Linked DNA regions of Homo sapiens: region 2 is linked to region 1. Evidence: chromatin loops called from intact Hi-C (ENCODE). Cell type or tissue: PC-9. All regions are shown on one strand. Each heading gives the region's core, and the rest is flanking DNA. Links, peaks and the distances in the headings are about the cores only.

Region 1 (8,630 bases), core at 524-8,523:
GTCTACCTTGAGTCTCATACCCATTCCATGGCCAGGAAAGGCTAAGATGATTGGCAGTTCCCCTAGAATTGCATCCGATGGAGAAACAAATTGAGGAGCTATTCTAAAGAAACAGTTCTAGTACAAGCAGCAACTATAAAATTCTAATATGCCTTGGGAAATCTGTCACTGTACACTTTTTGAGTACATAAATGAACAGGTATTTCATTTTGTGTGTGTGTGTGTGTGTGTGTGTGTGCCAAGATGGCAAGCTGTTTGCCTGGGGACAGAATTTAGGGCAACTTTGAGATGAAAGATAATTTGCCTCCGTCCCTAAGTCACAAGGATGACTTTTTAAGGAGTTACCTTGGCTCATAGTTTTGTAAGAGATGCTTACGGCGCAGGAGAAACAAGAGAGGAACAAGTTTTTGAAACTGGTTAAAGACAATGGTCTGTTAAGAGGGTACAAGAGTCCAATTATGATTAATAAAATAAGATATTCAAGGCCAACCTATAAAACATGCAACCTGAAAGTATTTGAAGGATAGCTCACAATAGGTAGAAAATGAACAGTGTCTTTCATTTGCTAACACAATAAAACAAATTAATAATAAGACAAGATACAAATTCAACACCAGTGAGTAAATGTTTTCCTCTGTTATGAAGTGGTATTTATATTCTCAAGCAGAGAGAAAATGGGATAAAATAAAATCTATCTTATTTAATATATATTTTTAAATGTGTGCTAAATTATGTTTGTTATAGAAGAAAGAGCAATAGTTGTACCTGGTGTGTGATGTCCACCCATTAGACCTAACTTGATAGAGTGGGGTCTACCTCTGGAATTTCCTACTCTTTTTTTTTTTTTTAGATGGAGTTTCACTCCGTTGCCCAGGCTGGAATGCAGTGGCGCGATCTCAGCTCACTGCAACCTCTGCCTCCTGGGTTCAAGCGATTCTCCTGCCTCAGCCTCCCGAGTAGCTGGGACTACAGGCACGTGCCACCACGCCCGGCTAATTTTTTTTATTTTTAGTAGAGATGGGGTTTCACCGTGTTAGCCAGGGTGGTCTTGATCTCCAGACCTCGTGATCCACCCACCTTGGCCTCCCAAAGTGCTGGGATTACAGGGGTGAGCCACCGCGCCAGGCCTGGAATTTCCTACTTGTTAGCCATCTATAAACCCACTTCTATCACCCTTTGTTTCTTTCTCCCTCCCTGTCTCTGAGGAGAGGTGTCTGATTGCATTCCTTTCCGCCTCCAAGACCTCCATCATTTCTCCATGCTTTCCTATATCTTTGTTTTTTTGTTTTGTTTTGGTTTTTTTGTTTTTGTTTTTTTTTTTTTGAGACAGAGCCTCGCTCTATTGCCCAGGCTGGAATGCAGTAGTGCGATGCTGGCTCACCACAACCTCTGCCTCCCCACAACCTCTGCTTCCTGGGTTCAAGCGATTCTCATGCCTCAGCCTCCCAAGTAGCTGGAATTACAGGCATGCACACCACACCCAGCTAATTTTTATATTTTTGGTAGAGACAGTGTTTGGCCATGTTGCCCAAGCTGGTCTCAACTCCTGGCCTCAGGTGATCCACCAACCTTGGCCTCCCAAAGTGCTGGGATTACAGGCGTGAGCCACTATGCCCAGCCAGCTTTCCTGTATCTTCTAATCTTCAATTGCTTCACCACAGGCTCTTCCATATCCACATTTCTGCCATTAAGATAATACATTTTAGAATTTTCCTCTTCATTATATAATCCCCCTTTTCCTTCTTCCTGTTCTTTTTCCTAAAAATCTGCAATTAGGAAATTCCTGCCTTAATCTCTCCATGACACTGTGATCTGCCCTCCAGTCCCCCACTTCTCCCACTCAGACTGCTCCAGTAAATGTCACAGATGACTTTTTTTGTTGTAAAAATCAACAGAAACTTGTTATTTCCATCTTAAATCATTTCTACTGCATTTGAAACTGTTGACTACTTTCTCCTTGAAACGAGACTGTTGCTCTCCTTTTCTTGACTTATTTTCCATTTCCTTTGTATCCTTACACCCCCAACCCCTGGACTCCTGATCAAGTCTCTGGCTTCAGTTATTACTGGGCCCGCGGCTAACGTGTCTCCTCTTTAAGCTGATAGATGAGGTCTACCTGTGATACCTGGAGCTATACCTCTGACCTAAAGGAATTCATATATTCCAGCACGATAGCCATTTTTCTATATAGTCTATGTCACTACCTGCATGCCCCTTGGCTCTGTAATCTGAACATTTGCAAGGAGAAAGTTGTCATTTTTTATTCCAAAAATGTTTTTCCATATTTCACAGCTTGGAGTGATCCCACCAATATCTTCAAGAAGAAGCCTACAGTTATCTTCCATTTCTCCCTCTCTTTTACCACATTCCACATGCAAGTCAAGTTCTAATAATTTTAGTTTTAACATCTCTGTAACCCCACTACTGCCAGTGCACTAAGCTCAAGATCATCATCTACTGGCTGGGTGCAGTGGCTCACACCTGTAATCCCAGCACTTTGGGAGGTCGAGGCAGGTGGGTCACCCGAGGTCAGGAGTTCGAGACCAGCGTGGCCAACATGGTGAAACCCTGTCTACCAAAAATACAATAATTAGCTGGGTACGGTGGCAGGTGCCTGTAATCCCAGCTACTCGGGAGGCTGAGGCAGGAGAATTGCTTGAACTCGAGAGGTGGAGGTTGCAGTGAGCTGAGATTGTGCCATTGCACTCCAGCCTGGGCGAGAGAGCAAGACTCAGTCTCAAAAAAAAAAAAAAAAAAAATCTCTTGTCCCATCACTTTATTAGCCTCTCAACATTCTCCTTGTATCTAGACCAACACTGCCCAACAGAGCTTCCTGTGAAGCTGGAAATCTGTATCTGCACTATCCAATAAGTTGGACTCCTCTGTAGGTAAGGCTTTGTCTTTGAAGAATTTTGAAAAGTAAACACATTCATTGGCAGCAGTGGGAAAAACAGTCTAGAACTGTGCCATCCTATATTGGCTCTTTAATAAAAATTCAATAAATGTAAAAGATTCTCAGTCACATTAGTCACATTTCTAGTACTCAATATCTACATGTGACAAGTGTTTACTGTACTGTAAGTATGAACACTTGCCACAGCAGGGATCTGTAACATACAAACCCTCTGGAATGCTGCACGTGCTTTTTTTTCTTTTTCCTTTTTTATGGGAAAAAGAGCCATAGTGTTTATCAGCTGCACAAATCCAAACAATTTAAAAGTCAGGTAATAAATTCCGATTTCACTGACACTGACTATTATTACAGCTCCCGAATCCCTCTTGATGTGCCCTGTGTACAGTTCCAGCCTCATCTCCCACTGTTTGGGCGATTTTCTTATTGTGCAAACATCACAGAGTATACTTACGCGCTGTGTTTGTAAGTACACTCTGTGATGTTTGCACAATGCTACAAACCTGTACAGCATGTGTACTGTTCTGAACACTGTAGGCAATTGTAACACAATGGTCAATATTTGTATATCTAAAAATAGAAAAGGTACAGTAAAAATATGATATAAAAGATAAAAAATGGTACTTACCATGAATGGAGTTTGCAGGACTGGAAGTGGCTCTAAGTCAGTGAGTAAGTGGTGAATGAATGTGAAGGCTTAGGACATTACACCACTGTAGACTTTATAAACACTGTACTCTTAGGCTACACTAAATTTATTTTAAAAATAAAGCAATTCCTTTACAACATTATGACAGCTATGACGCTACTAGGCAACAGGAATTTTTAGCTCCTAATATAATCTTATGGGACTACCGTTGTATATGTGGTCTGTTGTTACTGGAAACATCATTAAGCAGCCCATGATTCTATTTCAGTTTCTTGAATGGGCCCAGTCTCTTATTCTGTGTTTTCACACATGCTTTTTCTTTTGCCTGGAACCCTCTTCCCATTGCACCACTATCTCTCCCTGTTCCTCACCTCCTCGCTTCAATTCTGCCTCCTCCTCTGTCTTGGTTATTCCTATTCATTTTTCAGGATTCACGTCGGCTGTCATGGCATTCTGCTGGATGCTACCTAGCTCTGCATTTCAGCAGTGCACTTGTCTTTCTGCTTCCTTCTGAGGGATCAATTGCCAGTGGTCCCATGAGTTAACCAAAAGTGCCATCTAGTGGCAAATGCGGAAGACAACACTCGCTTCCAAATGGAGCATTTCACTAAGAGGGACAAAACTTGGAATAGTGGACAGGCTTTCTCCACCACTACACACAGTAGGGAGAATCTACCGTGGCTCTTGGCTCTTCTAGATAGTTTTACATTTTCTACCTAATTTAAAACTCTCCCTTGGTCTGGAAGTAGGTATCATAATTTTCATCTTACAGATGCAGTCTCAAGTTCAGAGGGGCCTCCTTAAAATCCCCTTCTTTGGGCCGGGCACGGTGGCTCACGCCTGTAATCCCAGCACTTTGGGAGGCCGAGGCGGGCGGATCACGAGGTCAGGAGATCTAGACCATCCTGGCTAACACGGTGAAACCCCGTCTCTACTAAAAATACACGCCTGTAATCCCAGCACTTTGCGAGGCCAAGGCGGGCGGATCACAAGGTCAGGAGATTGAGACCATCCTGCCTAACACGGTGAAACTCCATCTTTACTAAAAAATACAAAAAATTGGCCGGGCGTGGTGGCGGGCGCCTGTAGTCCCAGCTACTCAGGAGGCTGAGGAAGGAGAATGGCGTGAACCCAGGAGGCAGAGCTTGCAGTGAGCCGAGATTGCGCCGCTGAACTCCAGCCTGGGCGACAGAGCGAGACTACGTCTCAAAAAAAAAAAAAAAAAAAAAAAAAAAAAAAAAAATCCCCTTCTTTGCAGGATTGGCTGCAAATAAAGAAGGACAGTAGGTCACAATAGGCCAGGTTTTGCTCCCTCAGGATGGGAATTTCTCATTTAGAGCTGGTGGGAAGGATCTCATTAACGTGGTTAAAGATGATTTGTCAGTGATGCAGCTGAGGACACTTAAAAAGAGAATCTTGTTAAGAGTCTCTAAGGAAGCAGTAGGTCCCCTGGCATTGTGAAGTCAGCGGATTATTGAGAAGGAGGAGGAGTGGGGAAGAGTTTCATTAATGTAGGAATAAGGCAGTGTTCCTCATGGTGGGTTTACAGTGTAACAAATGGAAGTGTTGGGGTCAAAGCCATGGCGTGCAGCATGAGGTACGTAATGGGCAGCTTGTGTCCCTGTGAACAGATATGAAGCCAGGATGATTTGCTAGTGAGAAGCTTGGGAAGGAACACTAGAAACCTGTTGAATTCCCAATACAGGGTGTCATATTTCATAGGGTCACTAGAAGTAGCACAATGGGTGGACAAAATTTAGAAGGCGTAAGACCTGCATTCACTTTTGGCCATGCCTCTAACCAGCATCTGACCTCCAGCAAGTGACCTGGAACCACTGAGCCTTAGGCTGGACACTGAGATACTGCTTTTTTAATTTTCCTCTAACAACTTTATTGAGATATAATTCACATAGCATGTAACTCAGCCATATATAGTGTACAACTCAATGGTTTTTAGTATCTTCACAGAATTGTGCAAGCATCACCATAGTCAATTTTTCTGTTTGGGGTTTTTCTTGTTTTTTTTTTTGAGACAGGGTCTTGCTCGGTTGCCCAGGCTGGAGTGCAGTGGCATGATCATGGCTCACCACATCCTTGACCTCCTGGGCTGGATTCTCCCACCTCAGCCTCCTGAGTAGCTGGGACCACAGGCACATACCACCATGCCCAGCTAATTTTTTTTTTTTTTAGATTTTTAGTTTTTTGTAGAGACAGGGTCTCCCTATGTTGCCCAGGCTGGTCTCGAACTCCCGGGCTCAAGTGATCCTCCCAGCTTGGCCTCCCAAATTGCCACCATAGTCCATTTTAGAACATTTTTATCACCCCAAAGAGAAACCTTGTACCCTTTAGCCAAAACTGCACAATCTCCCCCTTCTTCTCCAGCTCTATGCAGCTACTAATCTACTGTCTGTCTGTAGAGATTGACTATTATGGACATTTCAAATAAATGAAATTAGACTATGTGACCTTTCGTAACTGGCTTCTATGACTTAGCATGATGTTTGCAAGGTTCATCCATAGTCTAGCATATATCAGTACTTTATCACTTTATATTGCCAAATATTATTTCATTATATTCATATCACATTTTATCTATCTATTCATCAGTTTATGGACGTTTGGGTTGTTTCTACTTTTTGGCTATCCTAAATGATGCTGCTATGAACATTTGCATACAAGCTGTCGTGAATACTTAAGTTCTCACTTCTCTTGAGTATATACCTGGGAGTAAAATTGCTGCGTCATGTGGCAACTCTACATTTGACCTTTTGTGGTCTTGCTGTTTTCCAAAGAAGCTGCAACATTTTATATTCTCACCAGCAGTGTATGAAGGCTTAAGAGGTCTTTTAAAACTGCTGATCTGTTCATAAAAGTGTCAATAAGAGGCTGGGCATGGTGGCTCACTCCTGTAATTCTAGCACTTTGGGAGGCAGAGGAGGGTGGATCACTTGAGATCAGGAGTTCAGGACCAGCCTGGCCAACATGGTGAAACCTCGTCTCTACTAAAAACACAAAAATTAGCCAGGCATGGTGGTGCACCCCTGTAATCCCAGCTACTGGGGAGGCTGAGACAGGAGAATCACTTGAACCCAGGAGGCGGAGGTTGCAGCGAGCAGAGATCGTGCCACTGCACTCCAGCCTGGGTGAGAGTGAGACTCTGTCTCAAACAACAGCAACAACAAAAAAGTGTCGATAAGATATAGAAGCATTACTTTTATCTAGCCACATATCAAGTGCTCAATTCCTTTTTTCCTCTTGCTGTGCTATTGTTATGTAATCACATCTGTATGTTACAAACTCAATACTTAGTTATAATTATTTTATATAATCTGATGTATCTTAAACTGAGAAAAGGACAGCAAGTATATATTTATAGCATTCATTACATTATTTATCTCTTATGGTTCTCTTCATGTATTTTTATGAATTCAAGTTACTATCTGGTATCATTTTCATACTGCAAATACAGCTTTGCTTACCTCCATTTCCTTTGTGATGTTAATGCTAAATATGTTATATATGTTACAGGCTCCCAAATACAATGCATCTTGCATAAACATGGTTTTTTTATATAATTGCCCTATAAATAAGAATGACAAAACACGCATTTATACTGTCTTTTATAATTACATAATTACCTTTACTATGCTGATGGCCTATGCCTCCGAGGAGGTACCATAACCCTCAACTAGGAGCTGGGGGAAGAGCGAGCCCCGTGTTCTTGATTACACTCTCCTGGAGTGGCCATCGCCAAACAGAGGGAGCAGAAAACAAGTGGTTGGTGGGTCAGATGACAAAAACTTGCTGTTCTTATTAAGTTTCAGTAGGTTTCCTTGAATGTTTCTTCATTTAATGAGCTGTATGCCTTTAGGACAATTTCCAGACCATTTAAATGGTTGTTTTGTTTATAATTTTCACTAGTTAGGCTTGTTTCCCTGGTGAATGGGTCCACAAAGTTCCTCACGTGGTCTCTAGAAGTATCACTTAGTTCTTTACAAAGTACCCTCGCAGGTAAAATTTTATTTCATCCTCACCATTTTATGAAACAAGGGTAAGGACTTTTTAGCCCTAAAAATGAGGCCCAGAATGCTAAGTAACTGGCTGAAGTTATAAGGCTTCTCAGAGCCATGTGTTCACTCAGGAGGCACTTAGTGCCTGCTCTGTGCTAAACATTAGATTTAAAATGTTCAGCATTTACTGTATAGACAGGAGACAAAAACCAGACAATTGCAGCACAAGGTTAAGTGCTAGAATAAAGCATACGGTGCCTTAAGCAATAAGAAGGGTACTGGCTGGGTGCGGTGGCTCACTCCTGTAATCCCAGCACTTTGGGAGGCCGAGGCGGGTGGATCGCTTGAGCCCAGGAGTTGAGACCAGCCTGGACAACATGGTGAAACCCCATCTCTACAAAAAAATACAAAAAAAAAATTAGCCAGGCATGGTGGCACATGACTGTAGTCCCAGCTACTTGGGAGGCTGAGGTGGGAGAATCACTTGAACTCAGGAGGTGGAGGCTGCCGTGAGCCATGATCGTACCATGCCACTGCACTCCAGCCTGGGCAACAGAGTAAGACCCTGTCTCAAAAAAAAAAAAAGGAGGGGATTGGGTGGTCACCTAGTCCAATCTTGAATAAGAATTAGAAACTAAGCATTTTGATTTCTCTGTTTTTCTTGTAAATAGAAAGGACCAAATAGCCCAAAATAAAGTGGCACATGGCTTGGTAGTTAAGACTGAAGCCAGATGGCTAGATGGTTTACATTTCCATCCAATTATTAGCTATGTTACCTTGGGTAAGTCACTTAATCTCTCTGTGCTTGTTTCCTTATCTGTAAAATGGTGCCAATATTACCTACTCTTTAGGGTTATACGATTGAAGACACAGCACTGTGTTTATAATTGTACCTGGTATATGTTTATACTGTAACAACTGATTGCTAAATAAATTCTATTAGTGAGGGGATGGTGTTAAATACTAAACCCCCCCAGGGCATTCTTGTCAGTGTTTCCTGAAATAGTAAAACACTCAACTTCCAAATGCTGAAATTGAAATTGACTTCTTGAGATATAGT
Region 2 (8,630 bases), core at 1-8,000, 530 kb before region 1:
AGCTCCTAAAAGCCATGGTATGTACTGTGAATGCAAAGATTCTGAAACTAAATAAAAAGAAAGATAGTAAAAGACTAATGTGCTATAAAGGCTAAGGGAAAATAAAAACCCATATATTAATTTTCCCGGCCATCTTAATTTTCAGACCCTTCCAAGTAAGTCCAACGAAAGCCATGACCACATGGATGATATGGATGATGAAGATGATGATGACCATGTGGACAGCCAGGACTCCATTGACTCGAACGACTCTGATGATGTAGATGACACTGATGATTCTCACCAGTCTGATGAGTCTCACCATTCTGATGAATCTGATGAACTGGTCACTGATTTTCCCACGGACCTGCCAGCAACCGAAGTTTTCACTCCAGTTGTCCCCACAGTAGACACATATGATGGCCGAGGTGATAGTGTGGTTTATGGACTGAGGTCAAAATCTAAGAAGTTTCGCAGACCTGACATCCAGGTAAATCCTTTAACAGACACACCTGATGGTTCTGACTAGCGCTCAAGTCTAGGAAACCACAGTTTGCATATTCATTCATTCATTCATCCATTCATTCATCCATTCAGCAAGAATTCATTCATATTCTACTTTATGACCATTGAATACAAATCTTTTTCTGCTTGGCGGTTTTTGTAAGTCTACATAATTTCTCTCTAGATTTGATTCTCAAACACAATTCTACTTTTTGAAATCCTGGATCACTTATTTTCAGATTAAAATAAATGGAAAACACCAATTATTTAAAAAAAATAATGGTCATGTTTTGAAGTTAAATACCTAAGAGGAATTGTAGTTGCAAATTACACTGAATCCTTAGTCACAGAATCTGGATTTGACATAGCCTTGCCGTTTACTATTCTCTTTACTTTTTAACTAACAATTCACTTCCTCTTTATGTAGGTTTCAATATAATGAAACCTACCTCATAGGTTTCATTACATATGTAAGTGATGTAGTTATTAAACTAAATGAGATGACATATGTGAAAGGCCTTGGTAAAGTACTATACAAAGTAACATGCTAGTATTATTTCAGCCAGATTTAGACAATTTTTAGTATAAGATGACCTAAAAGCTAGAGAGTGGAAAAGGATTACCATATTCCCATCCCTAGCCGTTCATATAATTATTCTTCATTTGTGCCGTGATTCAGTACCCTGATGCTACAGACGAGGACATCACCTCACACATGGAAAGCGAGGAGTTGAATGGTGCATACAAGGCCATCCCCGTTGCCCAGGACCTGAACGCGCCTTCTGATTGGGACAGCCGTGGGAAGGACAGTTATGAAACGAGTCAGCTGGATGACCAGAGTGCTGAAACCCACAGCCACAAGCAGTCCAGATTATATAAGCGGAAAGCCAATGATGAGAGCAATGAGCATTCCGATGTGATTGATAGTCAGGAACTTTCCAAAGTCAGCCGTGAATTCCACAGCCATGAATTTCACAGCCATGAAGATATGCTGGTTGTAGACCCCAAAAGTAAGGAAGAAGATAAACACCTGAAATTTCGTATTTCTCATGAATTAGATAGTGCATCTTCTGAGGTCAATTAAAAGGAGAAAAAATACAATTTCTCACTTTGCATTTAGTCAAAAGAAAAAATGCTTTATAGCAAAATGAAAGAGAACATGAAATGCTTCTTTCTCAGTTTATTGGTTGAATGTGTATCTATTTGAGTCTGGAAATAACTAATGTGTTTGATAATTAGTTTAGTTTGTGGCTTCATGGAAACTCCCTGTAAACTAAAAGCTTCAGGGTTATGTCTATGTTCATTCTATAGAAGAAATGCAAACTATCACTGTATTTTAATATTTGTTATTCTCTCATGAATAGAAATTTATGTAGAAGCAAACAAAATACTTTTACCCACTTAAAAAGAGAATATAACATTTTATGTCACTATAATCTTTTGTTTTTTAAGTTAGTGTATATTTTGTTGTGATTATCTTTTTGTGGTGTGAATAAATCTTTTATCTTGAATGTAATAAGAATTTGGTGGTGTCAATTGCTTATTTGTTTTCCCACGGTTGTCCAGCAATTAATAAAACATAACCTTTTTTACTGCCTATATAATGTTTTTAAAGGTTTATTTTGGTTTCAATTGATACATAATAAGTGTACATATTTATGGGGTACGGTGTGATGTTTTGTTACATATATACATTGTATAATTATCAAAGGGTAATTATCATATCCATCACCTGAAACACTTGTCATTTATTTGTGCTGAGAACATTCAATCCTCTTTTCTAGCTATTTTGAAGTATACAATACATTATTATTGACTATAGCCAAGCTACTTTGCAATAGAATACTAGAATTTATTCCTCCTAGCTAACTGTAACTTTGTACCCATTGACTAACCTCCCCTCATCCACCTTCCCACTCTCCCAGCCGCTGGTAATCACTATTCTACTCTCTACTTCTATGAGGTCAACTTTTCTAGATTCCACATATGAGTGAGATCATGCAGTACTCTTCCTTCTGTGCTTGGCTTATTTAACTTAACATCCTCTAGGTTCGCCTATGTTGTCAAAAATACCAAGAGAAAACATGCACAAACTATACATCTAAGAAGGAATTAAAATCCAGAATACATAAGGAACTCAAACAACTTAATATCAAAAAAAAAAGAAAAAAAAAGACAACTCAAATAATCCAATTTAAAATGGGCACAAATCTGAATAGACATTTCTCAAAAGAAGACATGCAAATGGCCAACAGGTATACAGAAAAATGCTCAACATCACTAATCACCAGGAAAATGCAAATCACAACCACAATGAGATATCATCCCACCCAAGCTAAAATGGCTTTTATCAAAGAGACAAAAAATAACAGACACAGGCCAGGATTCGGGGAAAGAAGGACACTCGTACACTGGTGAGAACTGTAAATTAGTACAGCCACTATGAAAAACTGTATGGAGACTTCTCAAAAAAACAAAAATAGAACTACCATATTATTTAGCAATCCCACTGCTGAGCATATAACCAAAAGAAAGCAAATCAATATGTGGAAGAGATATCTGAACTTCAATGTTTATGGCAGCACTATTCACAATAGCCAAGATGTGCAATAAATGTAAATGTCCCTCATGATGAATAGATAAAGAAAATGTGGTATATACACACAATGGAGTACTATTTGACCATAAAAAGAAATTAAATCCTGTCATTTGCAGCAACATGGATGGAACTGGAGGTCATTATATTAAGTGAAATAAGACAGGCACAAAAAGACAAATATCGCATGTTCTCACCCATATGTGGTAGCTAGAAAAGTGGATCACATAGAGATAGACTGTAAATTGGTGGTTCTACAAGAGGCTGGGGAGGGTGAGGGTAAGGGGCAGATGAAGAAAAGTTGATTAATGGGTACAAATATACAGTTAGGTAGAAGAAATAGGATCTAGCATTTGACAGTACAGTAGGGTAACTATCAATAATTTACTGTATATACATTTGTTAAAAACCCTAAAAGACAAGAATTCAAGTGTTCCCAACATAAAGCAAAGATAAATGTTTGAGGAAATGGATATCTCAGTTATGCTCATTGGATCATTACACACTATATGCACACACAAAAACATCATATGTGCCCCCAAAATACAGACAACTATTGCATATCAATTTTTTAAATAATCAATAAATTTAAAAGGAAACTATAAAGATATTAGATAAATACATGAGTGAGTAACTTCACAGTCTGGGTGTGGAGAAACCTCTTCTAATGATGAGAAGACAATGCCATGCCATAGTCCTTGTAGATATCATTAGTCAGGTGCAGCAGCCCCTTAGGCTCCCAGCATACTTGCTGCAGTGGGCACTTCCTCACACTCACCTGCAGGTGATGGCTGGATTGATGGTGTTGTTCCCACATGCTTGGCAAGGGGCTTGGCACTGTGCTCAAATCCAAGGGCATGACCAAGTTACTCCTGGAATCACTTATTTGAATAGTGGTACTATTTAACAACTATTCCCTGCATCACTTCTCTATTAGTCAGGGTTCATTCAGAAGACAGAAAAGAGACCAGTCATTTGAACAGGGAAAATTTAATTTAAAGAATTATTAACTAGAAAGAGGAGAATAACCAGAGAGAATAAGAGAAATAAGAGAACATTAACAATACCATGGGGCTGAAAGTGCCCATATAAGGAACAACTTGCAAAAGGAGAGGCCCTCTCCTGAGATTCAGACTTCACTGGAAAGGGTACAGTCACAGCCCAAGGGATGGCAGAGAAGTCTGCTGTGTTATCCTGAGTCAGAGCTGGTCCACAGTGGTCCAACTGGTGGGCTCAAGTTGGAAAACAAGAGACTTCCCACAGGGGTTCCAGCAGACTGAGGCCAGCAAAGAAGGAAAACCATGGGGCAGGCCAGCTGAGCAGGAGGCTAGCTGGAGGGTGAGTGCCACAAGGTGCTCTGTGTGCACAGCAGTGTCCCTCCAGTGCCCTCTACTGACAAAGCTTGCCACTGTGCCAGTTGGCAAAGGAAGCACGTTCACAGGGTCCATCTCCAGCAGTATCACAGAGCAGGGCAGAGACAATGGATTTGGAGCAGGGAGGCACAAAACTGACAGGGGAAAAGGCTGATTCCTCCTAGACAACAAGAGCACAAAAATGAGCCTGGGACATTTTTTCATGATAGGATGAAAGCAAGCACGAAAGGACAAAATGGGGTTATATCCAAGGGACCAAAGAGCAGACTTGCAAGGGGCTTCCATTGGCCAAAACTGGCGTAATTTGAGCAATAACAGAATAACGACAGTAACGAATTATAACAAATTGAATTTTTAAAATTCCACTAGTATATAGTGATACTACAAAAGAGCATTAAAGAAGGAAAATTCTTCTTTACAGATGAATGCCAGCTAGTAATAAAACTAGAAGGAATGCTAACATTAAAAAATTATTTCATAACCCACAAGGAAATAATTGAGGAAGTGATCACTAATGAATGTTAAAATTATTGTGCAGAAGATGATTGAGAACATCTCACCTGGTCTCAGAGTATTCACCTGTTCTCAGAATATTACTCCACAATTATTTAATAATTCCAAAAGAAAGAAAGTGCTTTCAACCAGAGAGATTTGCAGTCACCGTCTTTAGCCAGTAATTAATGAGACTTGTAGATACGTACCACCCAGTGTGAGGCAATAAGAAATATGCAACATCATCTAGAAATTTTTGTAAAAAATGTTTACAAAATCAAATGACTAGAAAACAAGCAAATCCAGAATTTGAGCTACTCTATAATAGAACTGGTCTGAGCTTTTTTTTTTTTTTATCTTTTGAGACGGATTTTCGCTCTTTCACCCAGGCTGGCATGAAGTGGCGAGATCTCGGCTCACTGCAACCTCCCCCCGGCCCCGGGTTCAAGTGATTCTCCTGCCTCAGCCTCCCCAGTAGCTGAGATTACAGGCATGAGCCACCGCACCCGGCAGTCTGAACTTTTTAAAAAGCAGAGTTGTTAGATAAAATACAGGATACTGAGTTAAATTTGATTTTCAGATAAATAACAAATTAGCTTTTAGTATGAGCACGGGACATTTTATGCTAAAAGATGATTCATTGTTTATTTGACATTCAGGTTAACTGAGCATCCTTTTCTAAATTTTCTAAATCTGCCAATCCTACAAAACAGACAATTTGATGAGAGAAAAAGGGCAAGAGAGGAGATAGTATTCTAGATTAAAAATATACCAGGTATAAAATAGATTAAAAAATATACCAGGTATAAAAAGTAAAACATGGGCCGGGCGTGGTGGCTCATGCCTGTAATCCCAGCACTTTGGGAGGCTGAGAAGGACAGATCACCTGAGGTTGGGAGTACCCGACCAGCCTGACCAACATGGAGAAACCCCTTCTCTACTAAAAATACAGAATTAGCCAGGTGTGGTGGCACATGCCTGTAATCCCAGCTACTCGGGAGGTTGAGGCAGGAGAATCGCTTGAACCCAGGAGGTGGAGGTTGCGGTGAGCCGAGATTGCACCATTGCACTCCAGCCTGGGCAACAAGAGTGAAACTCCGTCTCAAAAAAAAAAGGTAAAACATGAACCTTGATTGGCTCCTGGATTGAAAAAGACACACAGCCATAAAAAACCTTTTGGGGACAATTGTGGCAATCTGAATATACACAGTATATTAAATGATATTGTGAAATTACTGATAATTTTCTTAGATGTGATCATTGCATTGTACATGAAAGTGAATGTTCTTACTCTTGAGAGAAGTATAATGAAATATTTAGGGATGAAGTGCCATGGTTTTTGTAATTTACTTTCCAGCGGTTCAGAAAATAATGACTGGGAGAGGAAATGTGAAGATGTAGGTTAGAGGTTACAAAGTAGCAGACATGGGGAATAAGCAAGTCTAGAGATCCAGTGTACAACATGAGGACTACTATTAATAAAATTGTACAGTATTTGGGATTTCTGCTAAATGAGTAGATTTTAGCTGCTCTTGCCACACACATAAAAAAGGCTATCTATAGGAGATGATGGGTATGTTAATTTGCTTCACTACAGAAGCCATTTTTCTGTCTATATGTATCCCATAACATTATGTTGTATACCTTAAATATACACAATAAGATTTCTTTTTAGCTTTTTGGAAAGTGGCGACTGAGTCTGTGGGTGCTGCCCCAGGAGTGGGAGCTATCATACACCCTCCTCTTCCAATCCATGTTGCAACCAATAAAGGCTGTTTCTACAGTGTTAAAAAAAAATTCAACGGTAGGCTGTCATCAGGGGAAAAAAATTAGTAAGAAGTCAGAAAAAAGGTATACAGAAAGAGAAGAAACTATGGGGAAAAGCATATTATTCTTTTAACTTTTCTCAAGGTTTAAAAATGTTCCAAAAATTGGAAGTAGGAGGATAGAGCAGGGAGAACAGAAAAATGTACAATGAATAATGTCCATCAGATAGTGTCTCAGACATAGGTATAAAAGTCTCAGAACAATTCCCTCATTATTCACCTCACAAGATCATAAAAAAGGCATTCATAAATTTTTATAAATAAAAAAAGTGTCAAGACCAATTTCCCATCACCTATGCGTTTTTCAATAACCCTGTAGATACTCCCTTTGATGCAGGTCTTCTTTAGTCAAACAATCTTTTCATCCCTTGCCCATGGCAATGATATGGCCTAACTGTGAATCAAAGTATTTGTCCTGGTTCCTGGCATAGCCTTTTCTCCTCTGCCACCCCCAGTTTTTCAAGTTTCTAGTAACAATTGCTCCAAATCCTGTTTGATTGCAATTATAGCATAATGGCCAAGTTTCCATGGGATTCAGCTTTGTCAGTGGAGCAAGGCAGAGGCAAAGAACTATAATGAGCAATTCTGATATTGACCTGTACTGAGCATGCAAAAAGGACCTTAAAAACCTATTTGTAGACATTAAAGAAAAGATTGTTTTCTACTTCACAATTTCATAAGGTAGTTTTTTATACTTCTTCAATTTAGTAGCTCACTTACTGAAGCATAATTATATTCTCCGCTCAAAACATCCAGAAAGCATGCATTCTCTAAAACATTGCAAGTTGAACTTCAACGTTATTTCAATGCAGACTCTTTGACTTATCTATTTTATTCTAAATACCACAGTGACTCGTGTTTGACTAATCCAATGTGATTATTTTAATCCAGAGTGTAGATGGATATTGCATATTAGATCCAAATTTCTGATAACATTCCCCCAAAGATGCAAACACGTAAGTCCCAAAGACCTATGTAGCTGAATCTGCTCTTCTAGTCACATTGAAAGAGCATAGATCAGCAACCAGAAAGAGAAAAGAGCGGTGGCCTCTGAGGCTCCACCAAAAAAATGTGGGGCAGACCTAAGGGGAAATCTAAAAGTAGGGTGCCAAAGGTGTCCTTAGTATTACTGACATCATTTATAATGTATCGAGGTTTCATTTTGAAGTTATTATTGAGTAAAAGAACAAAATTCTTGTAAGGAAATGATACCGCTAACTTTTTGAAGGTTGGGAGAAAGAGGGAGGGGAGGGCTTACTCTAGGTATAGCTCAAATACTTGAATTTCCCATACATCATCTTCTTTATCATTCCAGATACAGGCGGTGGAGAGGAAGCAGGGCAGGAGCTGACACCATGCAGAATGCAGCCAGGCTGGACCTCGCGGTGCCTCCTGAGACCCCTCGGGGGGTGGTGAGGGTCCAATAAATGACCCAAGTTCCAATCTCAGGGAACTAGAAGAAAAGCCAAACAAACCATCATAGGCAGAAGAAGGGAAATAGTAAAGATATCAGTGAAAACCAATGAAATTGAAAACAGGAAAGCAACAGAGAAAATTAAACAAAAGGCTGGTTTTTGTAAAAAAAATTAATAAAATTGAAAATCTTCTAGTGAGATGGACACAGGTAAAAAGAGAGAAGACACAAATCTCCCATATCGGGAATTAAACAGGGGAGATCCCGCAGCCATTAAAGGGCTAATAGAGGAAGACTACTGTTATGAGGTGAATGTATTCCCCCAACCCAAAAAGAAATGTTAAAGTCCTAACCCCCAATATCTCAGAATGTGACCTTATTTGGAAACAGCGTCATTGCAGGTGGAATTAGTTAAGATGAGGTCATCAAGGAGCAGGGTGGGCTCC

What was found. Peaks named below come from ENCODE experiments on the same cell type or tissue, not always from the same donor. Only the 100,000 strongest peaks of a DNase experiment are listed, where the experiment ranks them.
Region 2: it touches region 1 in a loop (30-fold over the local background); 2 of 110 quality-filtered maps call a loop at or near these places.

Annotation. Positions count from the first base shown.
Region 1 is chr4:88,511,716-88,520,345 of GRCh38, forward strand. No RefSeq gene overlaps it. Among named protein-coding and RNA genes, the nearest start is that of PIGY, 7.7 kb to the right of the region's middle. In PC-9, for the core only: a CTCF peak has its summit at 4,129 (motif pointing left); a DNase peak (open chromatin) is centred at 4,116.
Region 2 is chr4:87,981,330-87,989,959 of GRCh38, forward strand. SPP1 (secreted phosphoprotein 1) reads left to right here. Exons shown (of 7, transcript NM_001040058.2): 6 at 146-469; 7 at 1,163-2,082. The coding sequence ends at 1,567. Among named protein-coding and RNA genes, the nearest start is that of SPP1, 9.9 kb to the left of the region's middle. In PC-9, for the core only: CTCF peaks have their summits at 4,472 (motif pointing left) and 4,671; no DNase peak of the experiment used is centred there.